Regions from separate parts of the Homo sapiens genome. Here region 2 is linked to region 1. A link is a loop called in an ENCODE intact Hi-C map of the cell type or tissue named here. Cell type or tissue: CD4-positive, alpha-beta T cell. All regions are shown on one strand. Each heading gives the region's core, and the rest is flanking DNA. Links, peaks and the distances in the headings are about the cores only. Region 1 has its middle 7.9 kb from the start of VSX1. Region 2 holds the start of LOC284798 (a long non-coding RNA gene).

What was found. Hi-C counts contacts between places; a loop is a spot of excess contacts. Peaks named below come from ENCODE experiments on the same cell type or tissue, not always from the same donor. Only the 100,000 strongest peaks of a DNase experiment are listed, where the experiment ranks them.
Region 2: a loop joins it to region 1, with 6 times the contacts of the local background. A loop is called at or near these places in 13 of 110 quality-filtered maps.

What each region holds. Positions count from the first base shown.
Region 1 is chr20:25,085,453-25,094,639 of GRCh38, forward strand. No RefSeq gene overlaps it. Among named protein-coding and RNA genes, the nearest start is that of VSX1, 7.9 kb to the left of the region's middle. In CD4-positive, alpha-beta T cell, for the core only: no CTCF peak of the experiment used is centred there; a DNase peak (open chromatin) is centred at 5,449; H3K4me3 peaks cover 393 bases; H3K27ac peaks cover 2,323 bases.
Region 2 is chr20:25,144,277-25,153,463 of GRCh38, forward strand. LOC284798 (a long non-coding RNA gene) reads right to left here and starts at 4,514. Exons shown (of 4, transcript NR_027091.1): 1 at 3,681-4,514; 2 at 3-147. In CD4-positive, alpha-beta T cell, for the core only: no CTCF peak of the experiment used is centred there; a DNase peak (open chromatin) is centred at 4,545; H3K4me3 peaks cover 1,067 bases; H3K27me3 peaks cover 506 bases.

The DNA.
Region 1 (9,187 bases), core at 3,441-7,440:
GAACCTAGAAGGCGGAGGTTGCGGTGAGCTGAGATAGAGCCATTGCACTCCAGCCTGGGCAACAAGAGTGAAACTCCGTCTCCAAAAAAAAAAAAAAAAAAAAAAGTTGTGGCAGAGGCTGTTTGGCCCCACCCACCTCCAGCCTGACCCCTCCAACTGCACGCCTGCCCAGCCTCCAGTGCCCGCCACATCTTTACCTGGGGACTTTTCTCGACCTTCAGAGCTCACTCTGCCCACTAGCTAAAGGTGCCAATAATTAACACGTGGAGAAATGCGACACCAAACACTGACGGGAATTGCAATGTAAGCACCCCCCGCTACACACACACAAACACACCCCTGCACAGAGTGACTCTTAGAGGTGCCTTCTACTCCGCCTCCCAGAGATCCAAGCAGGAGGAGCTTTAGTTACTTGCTGATGATTGCATTCCATATTGCCTCGTATCTAAATGCTGTTGTGCCTACCCAGACCCCCTTTCCAGAACTGTCGCACCTTCTTCCAGCTGTTGTGAGTGTGGGGCCCTCGAATAGGAAGAATTGCCCTTGGCTGACAAAAGCCCCTTAATCCAGAGCCCCCCACCCCCTGACAAACACACACACTGTGTCATCAACTGACAGAGGGATGATAGGAGGCCTCTCCTCTCGTTTCAAAGGACAGCTCTGCAGAGGCGTTTCTGCTACAAGACCCTCTCCCTTCATGGATCAGACCAAGTCAGCTCCTTGCTCAGCTTGTTCCCACCCCATCTTGGCCCCTCATTCCTGAGACCTTGTCTCAATATCTCTCAGGCGCCCAGACCCTGTCCCTGGCTCTGCTTCTAGCCACCTGAGCTCAGACACTTCCTGTCTCCATCTCGCTTTTACCTGGGTGTTCCTGGAATGCTCAGCTCAAAGTCTACAGAGCCCTTCTTTCTTCTCAGGTGGAACCCCACGGGGCAATCACCATCTCCCTGCCCAGATCTCTGGAATCTTCTCCAATCTGGACCCCACTCTTGAAGCCCAGGCTGTTGTCTCAATGTACTCCTGCATGTCTGAACCAGTCTCCCGGGGCACTGAAATGCAACACACCCAGAGCTGAACACAGCAGCCTCCCCTGCAGCCTGCACCTCCCCAGGTCTCCTCTTCCTCCACCCCGGGGCCCACACAGAATCGAGTGTCATCCTCAGGCCCTCACTCTCCCCACAGGCTCTCCTCCCACGACTGAAAGTGATGAAGATGGCCAACCTCTCTTGGCTTCTTACTGGGGGGCAGCTATTATTATAAACACCTTATCACAATGGCCACATTTCATCCTGACCACAGCTCTATGGGTAGATAATATTATTGTCCACATGCTTCAGATGAGGAAGTGAAAATTTCAAGTGATTAAATAATTGCATAAATTGCCCAAGGTCACTCACTATCCAGTGGCAAAGACAGGATTTGAATACAAGCAGTGTCAGCTCACGGCCTAACTCTGACTGTGGGTGTCTTGCTGCCCTGCATCTCTCTTCAAACCCTCTCAAAGTGGCATCTTCTTTCCTTTGCCTGCTCTGATTTGACTGTGTGCCCTGAAGTTCGTGTGTTGTGCCTTAATCGCCAATGCAACAGTGTTGAGAGGTGGAGGCTTTAGGGAGTGATTAGGTCAGGAGGGCTCTGCCCTGAGGAGTGGATCAATACCATTGTTGCAGGAGTGGGTTAGTTATTGTGGGAATGGGTTAGTTATCGTGAGAGTGGGTTAGTGACCATGGGAGTGGGCACATGAGTTTGGCCCCTTCCCGCCCCCTCTTCTGCTCTTCCTCTCTCACCATGTGACACCTTCCACCATGTGATGTGGCAGCAAGAAGGCCCTCACCTGATGTGGTCCCTTGACCTTGAACTTCTTCCCAGTCTCCAAACCATGAGCCAAATAAACCTGTATTGTTTATGAATTACGCAGTCTGTGGTATTCTGTTACCGCAGCACAGAACAGACCATGACACCACCCATTGCCACAACATGGCTCAGACCAATTGCTCACTTGCTGGAGTGGAATTTATTTTTTAGTCTAGGGCTACTCAGTATACAAATGAGTTTCAGAGTACCCTAAAGAGGTGGCTTCTAAAAAAAAAAAGAAAGAAAGAAAGAAAAAAAACAGCAGGTAAAGTCCTCCTTGTCCCACTCCTTGGCAGTTCTGTGACCTTGACCCAGGGACAAAAGGAGAGGGAGGGTTTTCTGCAGCAGCAATGGTGGGTGTCCCGTGGCTACCCTGCATGCTATGGCACACTCACTGCTGTGCCCTGTGGTGACTTGGCCTTGTTCCCAGGTGCCTGGGCTGCACATCCCTGCCCTTCCTCTCCAGCTGTCCATCAGTCTGGGGAGGGGGTGTATGGGGGAGAAACAATGCCATTCAGTAAGGCTATTTTCTGTGTAAATTGGCTGGGTGACATTTCTGTGGTTTGCATCCAATAACCCTGTCTAGGGTGTATGGCCAGGGCTCTGCCCTCTGGAATCTCCTTCTACCTCCTTCATGCCCCTCCCCATACCCCACCACTGCCATCTTTATTCCACAGCCACAGTGATCCTTGCCTGAGCACAGCCTATTGCTCCCTACTGCAGTTTCCTCAATGGCTTCCCCTTGCCACATGGGCAATGCTAACTCCTAACTCCTTCCTGCTAGTGACTGAAGAAGTGATGGTATCACATGCCCAGCTCATCAGTGAACAAGCAGGCTCTTGAGAGTCAGCAATGTGGTATATCCTATAAAACTGACCCAGGGTGCGGAGATCAGGGTTGTCCATCCTCTCATCAGCCCCATGAGAGCACCAGCCCCCGAGTTCCCTTTCTTGGCTGGATGTTCCGGTTACTATTTTAAGGTAACACATTATCCCAAAACTCAGCTACTTACAAACCATTTCATTTTGGTCACAGTTTTGTGGCTCAAAAATCTGGGGAGAGCTCAGCAGGCCATTATCACTTAGAGCCCTCCTGTGGTTGCTGTCTGGGGTGGCAGTCATCTGAGGGCTCAACGGGGCTGTGCTGGGTGCTCAAGGCAGCCCGCTCACATGGCCCAGGCTGATTGGCCTTGTGGGCTCTCGGGGAGTTGGGAGCATCCCACAAGAACCAGGCAGATGCTGCACAGCCTTTGCTGGCCCTTCCACAGAAGTCAGAGCATTACTTCCATCACGTTCAGTCAGCGAGGCCATAGCATGAGTTTTGGGGGAGTGGCACTTCTGCTTTCATGGGCCCCTTCTTCCATAAAAATATTTAAAGTTGTATTTTGTGCCTATGTTGGCATAAAGGTGAATATAATCCAGTCTAGATTCATTATTGTATATTCTTTATTATTGTACTCATTTTTCCTTCTGATTTTAAAATATATTCAATGGCATTAGAAGCATAGGCCCTGGGCATTGTACCCAAGGCATTAGTGTGCACTGGCCCTGCTGACTGGTTTAAGCAGCCACAAGCCACCAGATTCAAGGACAGGACACAGATTCAAGGTGGGACACAGGACCCACCACATCGCACTTGCAGGGCCAGGCGCCAAGCAGTGCTCAGCCACCCATCAACGCCCAGCCCAAATGGTTCCTCACCGCAGAGCCTCCCCAGGTTTTCCTGCCCCAGCTGGAACAAAATCACTGCTGCACTCTTGAAGCACTTGATGCTCCTTTGGTCTTATTTTCTTATTCTTAAGTTCTTTTGTGTCTGTTCTCATCTCCTACCTGGCTCCAGGAGCCCAGAACTGAGTCTTTTCATTAACACATCCCCTGGACAAATGTTCTTTACCTTCCAGGACAGTGACTTCCCTGGTGGCCTCTGGAAGAGGCCTCCTTACTATGTGCCAGTGGTTCTCAAAGTGTGGTTCCCAAAAGTGGTTCTGGCCACCTGGGCATTGGCCAGAAAAACAAACTCTTGGACCCCATCCAGACCTCCAACATCAGAGACCTTGGGGAGACCCATGATCTGTGTGTTCACAAGCCCCCCAGAGGACCCTGAGCCCCACTCAAGTTTGAGAACCACATCTTCTATTAATGCTTCATGAACCATATATCCTGACTGGTTTTACAAATATGTTGTGGGTGCAGAAACACCCAGTTATTCTCAAATGCTCTGAGGAGCTATGAGGAAAGCTTGAGTTCAGCACTAAGATAATAGTCAGCACCAGACATGAGCTTAGGGAATCAGGAAATTGAGGTTCTAAAAGGAGAAGGAAAAAAGAAAAGAGAAAATTTTATTTTAAAATGTTACATATCAAAAAATACATTAGTGGGAAAACTCACAGCCACCATCGGTGGGGCCCTTGGTCTGCGCCAGGCACTGCAGAGCTTCTCACGAACCCATTCACTTACCACTTGTGACAGCTCTGATGAGGGAGGTCCTGTATCGTCCCCATTCTGTGGGTGAGAAAACGGAGGCCCAGAGCTGGGACCAGCCCAACAGCCAGGGGAGCGGTCAGGACCCAAATCCTGACGGTCAGGCTAGAAGCAGCGAAATCTCCACGGGGCCTGGTCTGTGGCTTAACCTTGGTTTTGTTCTTCATGTTGCAGCGCTTGGGATCTGGCGAGGTCTGACTCTTACACTGTTCCAACTGCTGTAGACGGATGGCATTATGGGCTTGAGGCAGATTTCCCAGAGGCTCACATGCCCCATGGCCGGTCTTTTCCCTTTAGGTCCTGAGACAATAGGAAAATCCTGGGTAGGAATCCAGGTAACACTTTGATTCCAAAGAACATACTTCTCTTCCTCCTTTTCCAGCCTCTTCACTGTCTCTCTCCTCTCCTCTCTTCTCTTCCTTAGCTTCTTCTGGTTAAGTTCCATCTGTAAGACAAAGGAACCCAGAGCCAAGTTAAGCTTAGGAGAGGACACACCATCCAGTCCCTGAGCTAAGCCCACCCTCGGACCCCACTGCAGAAAAGGTCATGAGCAGAGGGCACAGAAGGATCTGCCTCTCCTCCTCTCCCCCATGGCAGACAAAAGCAGGTGCACTGTGTGGACATCAAGAAGGTGAGAGGGAGGTGACATAGGCCACCCTAACCAGAAGGTCACACCTGGGCATGTGAGGGGCCGCTGAAGGACAGCCCAAGAGCTGCTGCTGAGCTTCATTTCTGGTATTAAACAAGCACTAGGTCATCTCTTGGCAATTGAGAAACCTGGCCAATGATAATGTGCTTTTAACCAGCTCATATTAGAAGTGAATGTGATCACTATCCCAGCTCACAGGTAGCACCGAGGCTCTAGGCAAAGGTCAGAACAACTCTGCCAGGGTGGCGTGACTGCGGGTTCCTGCCTCTGCTTGCTGGGGACCTACTTACTCCAAGGAGGCAGGCACCGGCCATGACCCTATTTGAAGGAGGTCTTTGCTCCTCCCTCTGTGCTCAACTCCCAGTCAGCTCCCTCCAAGGCATCCGCCACAATTGCAACCGTTCACTCACCTGCTGGTTTACTGCTTTACCCATCTGCCTTGCCGGATGCTGTAGCTGACAGTGCTGGCAGGCTGCCCTCCGGGTCGCCTGCAGCCTCTGTAGACAGTTCACACACACACCACAGCTTCCTGCCTGCAGCACCTGCCACTCGAGCGGAGGATGCCCCAAAGCCAGGAGTGCACCAGCTAGGACTGAAGTCCTGGGGGGCAGAGGGTGATGCCTCCAGCAGCCACTCTTGACAGATGACAGGGGTTGATGGATGATACCTGGCCAAGGGGTGCAATGATCCTGTGGTAGGAAAATCCCGAAGAGAAATCACCTTGCATAGTCACCCGAGGTCCTGGTGTGATTGAGCCTTGGGAAATGCCACTTGCTGTCACAGCTTCTCTGTGTCCCTGCCCCTCCCCTACTAGAACTTCCTGGGTTCCTCCCACATTACTTACTTCACTCAAATCCCTGTCTCAGAGTCTGCTGTGCAGAACCCAAGCCTAGACTGACCATAAGCTCCAGAGCAGGGCTGGGGCTGGCCTGGGGCCCCTGCATGCCAGGGCCCCGCACACTCCTGGTGCAGAGCCAGTGCTTAGTGAAGGTCTGCAGCGGGGGAACAGGCCATAAGATGGAGGAGTCTGAACCATATGCCTGTTGCCTGACGGGGTCTCCTGGGAGAAACTTAGCTCTTCCCCATTCACTCCACATTAGATCTGGAGTCCTCTCCCCAGTCCTGTCCCCATGCTCAAGGCCTGGTCCAAGGAAGGTTGGCTGGGAGCATGTCATCCACTGTAACCTGAGTGCTCAAGAGGAAAGAAAGGCGCCCCAACATCAGACTCTCACAGCCCAGCCCTGGGACTGCCCTCCTGCAGGAAGAAGCTGAATATTTTACAAAATACTAGAAGAAGAGGCTGAGAAATTTACAAACCTGTTTCACTCACCGGTTTCAACAAAAGTGTGGAAATGAATGTCACTGAGCTGCCACCCTGAAACTGCTTTGTTTGTGCTGAGTTTTCACTGATGAAGGCTAGCAGAAGCGGCAGCATGGCTAGGGCACCTTGGGGACTCTGGCAGGGTTGGCTGCAGCAGCCATCTGTGTGGACCCAGTACCTCCAGTCCATCACCCTGAGTGGAGGGTTGCAGCATGCTTGTCTGATTACTGACTCTTCTTCTAGCTCACTCCCCCTAACACACTAATAACCGGACATGCTCAGATCGGTCAGAGAAATGCTCATGAAAGAGTGGAGGAAGAGAAGGAGAAATCAGAAAGGAGAGGGTACAACAATGAAGAAGACCCATCCATCGCAGACACTGGCCACCACATGCATTAAATCAGCCCTTCCTGGACACAACAAAGGCCACTATCCTAAGTTCAGCTCCCTGTAGAGACAGGAAATGGCAAATGCTGAGACATTTTATTCCTAAACTACCGTTATAGTCAAGTCTTTTGTCTGCCAAAGGGGAAAGGATTCTGCAGTGGTTTATGCTCTTCATCCTCTCACACACTTAGAGGAACTTTGAGTACATACTTCCCATACTGCTGAGCATACATCTTCGGGTCCTGAGGGTTCTTGTCTTTCATTTCAAGTAGGAGGTAAATTTTAGAGTGCCCTGGCCAAGGAGGGAGCCCATTCAGATGGTTGCAAGGAAGTGGGGGGCCTTCGAATTTTATTTTTGGTTTACATAATACTTCAGATGCATGCACCTAACAACAGAGTATCAAAACACAGGAAGCGAAAACTGATAGAACAGCAAGGAAAATATAAGCTATATAAAATTCTTTACTGCATTAATAGTTGGAGACTTCAACGCTCCTTTATCAGTAATTGATAGATCTAGTGGGCATAAAATCAGTAAGGGTATAGTAAGGAACAGCACCATTTATCACTGGATCTAACTGACGTCTATAGAGTACTTCATCCAACAACAGCAGAATACATATTTTTCTCAAGATCACATGGAACATTCATCAAATAGGCCATATTCGAGGCCATAACACATACCTTAACAAATTTAAACGAATAGAAATTATCCAAAATATGTTCTCAGAGCACAGTGGAATTAAACTAGAAGTCAAAAACAGAAATCTACCAGAAGCTGAAAAAAAAATCCCCAAATATATGGAGATTAAGCAATGTACTTCTATTTTACATAAGAATTAAAGAAGAAGTCTCAAGAAAAATTAAAAAGTATTTTTAACTTAATGAAAATAAAAATACAACTTACCAAATGTGTGGAATGCAGTGAAAACAGTGCTTAGAGGAAAATATGTAACATTAAATTCATTTGCTAGAAAAGAAGGAAGGGCCGGGCGCAGTGGCTCATGCCTGTAATCCCAGCACTTTAAGGGCCAAGGCGGGTAGATCACCCGAGGTCAGGAGTTCGAGACCAGTCTGGCCAACATGGGGAAACCCCATCTCTACTAAAAATATAAAAATCAGCTGGGCATGGTGGTGCACGCCTGTAGTCCCAGCTACTTGGGAGGCTGAGGCAGGAGAATAGCTTGAACCTAGGAGGTAGAGGTTGCAGTGAGCCAAGATGGTACCATTGCACTCCAGCCTGGGTGACAGAGTAAGACTCTGTCTCCCAAAAAAAAAAAAAAGAAAAGAAAAGAAGGAAGCTCTTAAATCAATCATCCAATCTTCCAACTTAGGAAATTAGAAAAAAAGAAGGGCAAATTGAATCAAAAGTAGATATAAGAAAATAAATTTTAAAATTAGAGAATAATTCAATAAAATGGAAAGTAAGAAATCATTAGAAAAAATAAATGAAACCAAAAGCTGATTCTTTGAAAAGAACAATAAAATCAGTAAACCTCTATTCTGGCTAAGTGAAAAAGAAAGAGATACAAATTGCTCATACTGTAAATAAAAGAAGGGTCATCACTGCTGATCCCATGAACATTAAAAAGATAATAAGGAAGTATTATAAACAAATATATGTATACAGTTGATAAGCTGGATGAAATGGATCAATTTTCTGAAAGACACAAATTACCAAAACTCACAAAAAGAGAAATAGATATTCTAAGTAGGTCTATATCTACTAAAGAAATTAAATTAATAAGTAATAGCCCTCAAAAAATAAAGCACTAAAGACCAGGTTATTTCACTGGTTGCTTCCACCAAACCATTTAAGGAAAAAATAATACGAATTCTCAAAGTCTCTTCCAAAATATAAAAACAAAGGGAATTCTTCCTAACTCATTCTATGAGGCCAACATTACACTAACACCAAAACTAGATAAAGACATTACAGGAAAGGAAAAATACAAACCAGTATCTCTCATGAACATAGATGCCAAAATCATCATCAAAATATTAGCAAATTAACCCAAAAGTGTATAAAAAGAATTATGCCAGGGACAGTGGCTCACGCTTGTAATCCCAGCAACTCAGGAGGTTAAAGTGGGAGGATTGCTTAAGGCCAGGAATTAGAGACCAGCTGGGCAACATAGAAAGACCCCTGTATCTAAAAATAAAAATAAATTCAATAGCGAGCCATGGTGCTGTATGCCTTTAGTCCCACTACTAGGGAGGCAAAGGCAGGAAGATCCTTTGAGCCTAGGAGTTCATGACTCCTAGCTATGACTAGAGCTATGACTGTGCCACTGTACTCCAGCTTGGGTGACAGATTTAATCCCAGGTATGCAAGCCTGGTTCTACATTTAAAAATCAATCAATGTGGCCAGAAGCAGTGGCTCATGCCTGTAATCCCAACACTTTGGGAGGCCAAGGCAGGCGGATCACTTGAGGTCAGGAGTTCAAGACCAGCCTGGCCAACATGGTAAAACCCCATCTCTACTAAAAAGATACAAA
Region 2 (9,187 bases), core at 2,943-6,942, 58 kb after region 1:
ACCATCATTTCTCATTGTACCTGTTACTGCAGCCACCCTAGCATGGGGACTCTTTCAGGATGCTCCCAATGTCAGCAAATCCATGAGGATTTAAAGGGATTCTAGGAAGATGGCAGCAGTGACACGGGTTTTGAATCTCCTTGAATCCTACACAAAAATAACATGGAAATTAGATAGTAAAACCAAAAACACATGGGCAAATGGCCAAAAACAACAAAACTAGATGATACAGTCCCCACCCTCTAGGCCCTACGTAAAAGCAAGTGGAGGTGACCACCATGGCCACGGCCCTGCGTGATACCAGCGTCTGTGTGGAGGGAGAAGAGAGAAGCAAGGGAAACCTGGAAAAAAGATGACTTGGGAAAGAATTCAGGACAAATGAAAATCATCTCAGAAATGAGGGCTAAACTGGAAGGAACACAAGGGCAAATAACAGGCAGTCAATGCATTGAGAGAAATAGGAGAAATTTGTTTTAGTCATAAAGACATAAAGGAAAAAATAAAAAGAAAAAATAAAAAATGACAAATAGGCAAAAAAGATTCAGCATATAGGTAATAAAGTATCTAGAGAAAAAACCTGAAGTAAAATAGCAGAACAAATACTGAACTCTGCAATGGCAAAAAAAAAAAAAAACTTTCCCATAATTTAGAATTTAGAAAACAAAACAACAACAACAAAAAAAGTTGAAACTACATTCTGAAAGAGCACAGTGAGTACCTGAGAATATCAACCCAAAAGGACCAGCACCAAGACATAGGCTAGGAACATTACTGAACTCTAAAGACAAATAAATAATTCCTTTGCGAATCTGGGTGGAACAAACACGAATGAACATAAAATCAAAGGGAGAGAAAATCTGATTATCATCCACGTGGAGAGCAACACTTACTCCAAAAGGAGATAGAGGAATCGATTCTGCAACCCAAAGAGCTGCTCTCGGTCAGTGCCACAGGGCTACATCTGTGCAGGGGGCACAGGCAGGCCTGGACACCCGTGTATGGCAGAGTGATAAGGCCCAGAAGGGAACATCGCACACAGCCCAGACTGGCATGGAGCCACTAGTTGGACATCTGCAGGGGAGCGTAAGCCGAGAGGGAATCCTCTAGGAGGAGATGGGCCAAGCCACACAAGTGCAGGGAAGAGAGAGGAGGGAGGAGGGAGAGCCACATTGTGTCATGCTGGAGTGAGTAGGTTTGTGGGGACTCAAATGTGCCCTTTTTACCAAAGCACAAGTATTCAGGACAACCATCACCAAGTTCAGCTGCAGTCCTAGCACCCCACTGCTGTCTGTTTTCACAGGAGCACCAGTCCAACAAGAAGTGCATCGAGGCACGTGTACATACAACTGTGACACGCAGTTTGGCTTTGGAAATCTTGAGCACTGCACCATGCCCAGGAAAACCGTAGATGTCCATTCCTGTACCAGAATGACCAAATCATTGCTGTGTCTGCACAGTCCCAGAAATAAAACCACCAACCTAGTTTTCAGCCAACTCAGTTTTTTAGTAAATGTACAGTTGTAAAGTTCAAAGTCATGAAAAACAAGGAAAGACTGAGTGACAAATGAAAGACTAAGGAGAGAGACATGATGACTAAATATGCAGGGCATCCTGGATTCAATTCTGAAATAGAAGAATTACATTCGTGGAAAAACTGGTGAAACCCAACTGAAGTCTGTCATTTAGTAAATGGCATTGCACAACGGTGAATTCTTAGTTTGGATCAATGTCACATAGCTATATAAGTTGCTAACATTTGAGGAAACTAGGTAAAGGGTATTTGGGAACTTTGTACTATGCCTGCAACTCATCTATAAATCTAAAATTATTTCAAAATATGAAGTTTAAAAAATAGTTAACACTTTGCAATAATAGCACAGAAAAAAACAACTAGTTATTTGGCTGAATCTGTTTCCTTTTTACCTTTTCGATGGTACTTAGAACATCACAAGGTACTGTAGGTGGATCCCAAGTGTTCTGCCCCTGTGTTGAGGTCAGAGCCCTCCCTGGAGTTGCCCCCATGATCCCCTTAGCAAGGAACTGCTGGGGATACCCAGGAGCTCTGGCACTGGTCCCTACTGTGGCCATGAACCCCAGCATGGAGAGAAGAAATCAGTGGGTGACACCTTCCTGGACTTTCCCTGTGCCTGTCCAGCCACTGTCCTCGACAGTTTTGCTCTCTGACTACAACTGGATGTGGGGATGTTGTTGATGCACTTGAAGGGTTGGATGCCTCGCCCATCCTTTCTCACCCTGCAGCACAGTGCTGATGCAGCTAAGACCATGGCCCTGCCTTGCATGCCCACAAAGCCACACCCACACTGTTCCAGAAGGTCTCCCTTAGTCTGGCACCAATGCAAACAGCTCAGCACTGTCATCACGGCAGCCCGTCCCCAGAGAGCAGAGCCTGACCCCAGCCAGATGCAGGCTGTCAACCCTGGAGGGACCCCAGGGGGCAGGAGTAAGGCTGGGGAGGCAGAGCTGACAAAGCTGGGGTGGGATATTGAGTCAGCCCCTCTGTGTGCCTTTGGGAGTGTGTCTGAGAATGGTCCCGGGGAGGAAGGGGAGCATTCCCTCATTGGCCCCCATGCATCACTGGTCCAGGCCCCTACGCGCTGGCTCACCACCGGCAATGCACACTCCACGACCAGGGAGCCCCACGCAGGAAGGCAGAGGCCACGCCAGGCCACATTACCCCTGGGCAAAGCTCTCAGAATCCTGCCAGCATGCAAGGAGAAACTGAGAGGATGGGCAGTGGGGGAGGCAGGGTCCAGGGCAGCTGCCCCATCCTCCCAACCGTGCAATTGCGAGTCTCTGAGGCATACTCTGCCCAGGAACCCAACCAAGCCCACATGAGGGCAGGTGGGAGTGCCAAGGGGCTAACACCACCGGGGCAGACTCAGCCGCTTAGTGCTAGTGGATCAAGACCCCAGCTTCCCCACCTGCCAGCCAAGACAATGCTGAGGCGTGATCCGCACAAGGTCCTGGGGGGTCCCCAGCAGGTGTGAGCCCCTGTTGCCCACAGTGGAAACCTGTGTCAATGCACACTCCCGGTCTGGCTTCCCTCCCTCTCACATCCCCTCCCCGCAGCTGCCTCCCAGGACCACATTCACCACTTGCACCCAGTCCTACCCATCGGGACTGCTTTGCAGAGAATCCATTTAAAACTGACCAAGTGGGCGTTGGAACCCTGCACTGTCTGATTCAGGCCCAAAACGTTTAAACACAATGCTAATACCCTCAGTTGTTGGGAATGTTGGGTTACTTGTGGGTTCCATTTGGATACTGGCCCCTGTGACGGCTACAGGACATGGGACGCCACCCATCCACTGATGCCACCTTTCTACCTCCTGCCCCAACAACGCCTCATGGGCACCAGAGACTCCGGGCACATTTCATGCTTCTCCAGATCCAGGGACCACGGAGGAGGGAGACTGTCTTCACCTCTCTGCTCTGCAGCTTTAGATCCTGCATGCTACTCACCGTCCCTGTGGCTCCAGACCCCATCCATGGGTTTATCTCCCCCAAGGAAAAATCATCACGGGGTTCTTCCATTTACACGCACTGGCTGCAGCCACAGCCTGGGGGACCAGGGCTGGACGGCGCCACAGGTAGAAGAGGGCCCGGATTCCCGAGTCACCTCCCAAGTCACCGTGGGAGGCTAATCAGGCCGCGCTGACCTTTGCCTCCAGCAGGGCCTCCGCTTCACTCCCTTCAGGGGTCTGGACATCATCTCTGGGCCTGGGCACACCCTGGGACAGTCAGATGCGGCGGCTTCCATGCGCCTCCCTCCCTCAGGCCTCACCCCCTTCATTCTCTCACTCTAAAACCTCCCGGACAAACCACTAAAAACGATGCGGCTGTCGTGGTGGTGGGTCATTTGGTTTTGGGTCGCGTGACCTCAGTGAGTGTGTCCCCATGGGGAAGCCGAGAGTGCTGACGTCCCCCTGGATGCGGGAGAGTCCACTCCGGGATCGCTGTTCCTGGAAAACCGCGTGCGGGTGCAGCCAAGCCCCTCAGTTGGGGAGGGAAGGCACTGGAGGACGAGGCCCGGAGGTGAGTCCGCAAAGCCAGGCTGCCAGGCTAACCACGCCCAGCTTCCCCCAGCCACCGACCAGGCTGCGGGGACGCTTTCAGAACATCATGCGGGTGCGCCGGCTGGCCCTGGGTGTCTGGGCCGGGGCCCCTCCAAGCCCACCTGGGAGAGCACTCCCGCCTCCCCCCACCCCGGGGCGCCCACCACCCCGGCCTCCGCCGCCGCCCTGCGACAGCGCCCCCAGGGCCCGGCGTCCTGGGCCTCTGACTCTGCCCGGTTTGCTAACCCGGACCCTCGCCGCGTCTTCCGGCTCCAGTATCCTCGGGAACCTCCTCCCTTTCATCACTCGCCTCGACAAGACCTTCTGAGGCCACACATCTCGAGGCAACAGCTCTGTGCCCCGCCTTTGTTTGGCTCTCAAAATTGTGCTGTGCCCTCTCATCTCCAACAGCGTTACGCTGATTTTCGAGCTTTTCCTGGCTCCCCCTGGCTCTTTGCTGTCGTCACTCGGTTCTCCGCCCATCCCCGTGCGCACGTGTTCGCTGTGCTAGCCCCGTGCGAGCTGAGCTGCCGTTAGAGTCGGTAGATTACAGCGAAGCTGCAGTCAGCAGCTCGTCTGCCTGGCCCTGCACACCGTGAGACTCGAGGCAGTGCCCGGGACGGGACCACCTGGGGAAGAGAGGAGGGAAAAGCCAAACCCCGCAGAGGAAGGACGAGAGCTGGCAGCCAGGTCGGCTGCGAAAGGGGAGAGAGGTGGGCAGTCCAGGTCTGGGATGGGCCAGCCTAAGCTCGAATCGCTGTGTCAGTGGGTTGGTCACTTAGCCCTTTTAAGCCTCAGTTTCCTCATCTCTAAAATGTGGATAATGACAGAACCCTCACAGGGCATCCAGAGATGGAGGCTGTGCGATGAGCCGAGCCCAGGCCTGTGGAGTTTTCTGTGCTCAGTGCTGTTGCTGTTGTCATCATTAGCCACCGTTTTTCAAATCTCGGAAGCCTCTTAGAAAACCAGCTGTTCTTGATGGCCACTTGTGAAAGGAGAAGCAGATTTCTTAATCAGAATGATTCAAAGAACTTTCTCCCAGCAACAGTTGTTAAATCAAGGCCTTGGAATTTTCTCTGAAAGAGAATTCTGCTGGGTGCTGTGCCTCACACCTGTAATCCCAGCACTTTGGGAAGCCGAGGTGGGAGGATTACTTGAGGCCAGGAATTCAAGACCTGCCTGGGCAACATAGTGAGACCCGTATCTACAAAAAATAAAAATAAATTAGCTGAGTAAGGGAGAGCACACCTGTAGCCCCAGCTACTCAGGAGGCTAAGGCGAGAGGATTGCTTAAGCCTAGGAGGTCAAGGCTGCAGTGCGCTATGATTGCACCACCGCACTGCAGCTCGGCAACAGAGTGAGACCCCGTCTCTAAAGAAAATAGTAAGTACAAATAAATAAAAGAGGATTCAGTATCATCAGGCTTGAGTGGTTCCTGAGAGAGAAAAGACCTAGATCATTCCTTAAGTTCCCCCTGGAGCCCCAATATCTTGATTCTGTGACTCTTCACATCTCCCTAATTAAATTGTCTGGTTTAATCCTCTCCTTGAGCCCTCTCCTCGGCCTCTGTCCTCCCCAGCCTTGCATCCATTCCATGCCCACCTTCCATGCTGGGGATGACTTACAAACTGCAGGCTTGCAGATTCACAATCACTCAACAATATGCTGCACAGACAGACTGCCCTCCTCCATGGACACCCTCCTTTGTGCGAAGGCCAACTGCTTATGGGCAGTTGGAATGTCTTCTAAGCAGACAAAAGGCCTGCTCAAGTGTGCAACTATTTGGGGGCAGGGGCCACTCCCTCCGCGGGTGGTTAAGGGCTGTGCTGCTTGGAGCCAGCTGCTGAGTCCTGGAGAAGAATAGAGCAGGCATGTGGACGCGACAAAAGCTGCCTGGCCCTGTGCCCCAGGCCAGCCCAGGACGCAGCACATCCTCAACATATGGGTCCCTGGGGGGGTCCCCTCATTTAACAATCATGATTTCCCTCTTCAGGAGACAACAAGGTTTGGAAACCTTAAATGGGCTGTGTGACTAAATTAAGTTCCCAAGGCAGCCAGAACCAAGACGCTAATTGCCTTGGCTTATGGTTCTTACCCTCCACGAGACAGATTGGCTCATTTTTCAGGCTACTAATTATTAATTTGAAGCCATGAATAGAAAGAGATGGGAAGGACCTGTCACCTCCTGCTTGGTGAATGCTAAAGCTTTGTCATTTGCAGGCACAGGAGAGTGCCGACGGGCCTTTGAGTGAGCCAGGCAACAAGTCAGGGGTCCCATATGTACAAACTGCATCTTGGCATTGCTTCTGCTCTGTGCAACGTGGTGGGAGCCCACTTACAATCAACTGCCAACATCAGAGCTCATGGGACACAAGGGCCATGTTATCTGAGGCCTCAAAAAATTCAGACTTCGGAGAGATCTCCAAAGTTTGTATAAAAGTCTCTGCTGGTATAAAACAGTGCAATTCTGAGTTACACTGTCAGAATTTTAAAATGTTAAAGTCCTTTATACAACTTTAAACTTGTGTCTTAGCTGGGTGCGGTGGCTCACACCTGTAATCCCAGCACTTTGGGAGGCCGAGGTGGGTGCATCACCTGAGGTCAGGAGTTCAAGACCAGCCTGGCCAACATGGTGAAATCCCTGCCTCTACTAAAAATACAAAAATTAGCCAGGCGTGGTGGCAGACATCTGTAATCCCAGCTACTCAGGAGGCTGAGGCAGGAGAATTGCTTGAACCCAGGAGGTGGAGGTTGCAATGAGCCGAGATCGCGCCACTGCACTCTAGCTTGGGTGACAGAGTGAGACTGTCTCAAAAAAAAAAAAAAAAAAAAAAAAAAACTTGTGTCCCATGAATAAACCACACCTTTGACACTATTAATATTTTTAATAAACTCAACAATTATCTTGGGAATGGTACAACTTCTTTGCACTGTATTTTGGTATATTAAAGGCATTCATTACTCATTAAATGCAAACAACTAGACCAGACATGGTGGCTCACGCCTGTAATCCCAGTACTTTGGGAGGCTGAGGCGGGTGGATCACCTGAAGTCAGGAGTTCGAGATGGGCCTAGCCAACATGGTGAAACCCCATCTCTACTAAAAATATAAAAAATTATCTGGGCCTGGTGGTGCATGCCTGAGTCAGGAGAATCGCTTGAACCCAGGAGGCAGAGGCTTCAGTAAGCAGAGATCATGCCTTTACATTCCAGCCTGCACAAAAAGAGCAAAAACCCCATCTCAAAAAATAAATAAAATAAATGCAAACTACTAAAATTTACCATAACTTTTGGTAACTCATTTTCTCCCCAGCTTTCTTTTATTTAAAATTTCAAATATATACAATTGATAGTATTTACAATGAATCCCCATAGATCTACCACAAACATTCTACAATTAATGCTATCAATTGTAAATCAAAGAACATGACTGAGGCCAGCCTCAATCTTTTTAGGAAGTTTATTTGCCAAGGTTAAGGACATGCCCAGGAAAGACCACAGATCCATAGGAAAAATTGTGGTCCATACCTTTCCTGAAGAGGGTCTGGGGATCTCAATATTTAAAAGGAAAAGAGTGGGTATTGGAGAAAGAGGAGGAAATTTTTTAAAGGTGTGGGTAGGTAAGAGGCAAATGGTTGTATTCTTCTGAGCCTTTGATCAGCCTTACATGTGAGAGGGGGACAGAGAAACAGGAGAAACAGGCACTTATGCATTCATGTAGCTCAGTGATTCTACACTTTTACATGAAATAAAATAGACATAGGGCAGAGGAAGCAATCAGATATGCATTTGTATCGGTGAGCAGCAAAATGAACTTGAGTTCTGTCCTTTGTACCACACCTGTGAAGATAAGCCATCAATTTACATTGCCAGGGGGAAATTCAACAGAACTGTTTTAGGGTAAAGATCTTGGGGAACACAAGGAATTTCCTAGTGGGCAAATTGTAAGGGAGGCATGTCGCTTTGTTTTATCTTCATTGCTGTCTTATTTAGGAACGAAACGGGAGGCAGGTTTGCATGATCCAGATTCCAGCTTCACTCTTCTCTTTGGCATTGTGAATTTGGGATCTCAAGATTCATTTTCCTTTCACACAGTCTATCACATTTGTGGTGCATTTCACATGAAGTTGCTGGCATCGGGGTGCTTTGCCTCCAAACACCTCAGCGTGCATACCATTACCAGCCACGTTTATGGGGATTTGGGGGTAAAACGTATATAGAATGTCACATCCACTCAAAAGCTCACCTTCTGTGAGTTTGGAAATGCATACCCCTGTCAAGATGCACAGGATTCATGCCCTCAGAAGCCCAGAGGCCCTTCCCAGTCAATCCTGTCCCACCCCCAACTCACCCCCAGTCCAGCCCCACAGGAAACCACAGTTCATTTTTTTCACCATAGTTATAACTCATTTTTGCTATAATATTTATATCCTAATATACCTGGAACCTCAATAAGTAAAAGTGGTCCAGGGCCCTGTCATCTTCCATGAGGTTCAGAGAGCCTCCTTACTATTCTTTTTATTTTTTTTTTTTTATTTTTGAGATGGAGTCTCACTCTGTCGCCCAGGCTGGGGTGCAGTAGCACGATCTCGGCTCACTGTAGGCTCCACCCACTGGGTTCACACCATTCTCCTGCCTCAGCCTCCCGAATAGCTGGGACTACAGGTGCCCGCCACCGCGCCTGGCTAATTTTTTGTATTTTTAGTAGAGACAGGATTTCACCGTGTTAGCCAAGATGGTCTCGATCTCCTGACCTCATGATCCACCCGCCTCGGCCTCCCAAAGTGCTGGGATTACAGGTGTGAGCCACTGCACCCGGCCCTTTTTTATTTTTTAAATCACCAAATCATCAGTGTGCCCCTCCAGGTATAAGAAGGTGAAGGGCAAATTACAAAACACAAGCTGGCTTTAAGCCCATGAGTCTGCAAGATGTGTTTTTCTTTTCTGCAAACAGGGAATATTAAACCTGGCTGCTTTGCCTGTTCTCATGGGACACTTTAAAATAAGCAAAGGCTGCACTGTACACTTTGTTGGAGAACACAGAGCTCTTTGAATCTTTTGAATTGGAAAGACAACCTGAAAAAAAAAAAACAGAATTAGAGATTGATGTA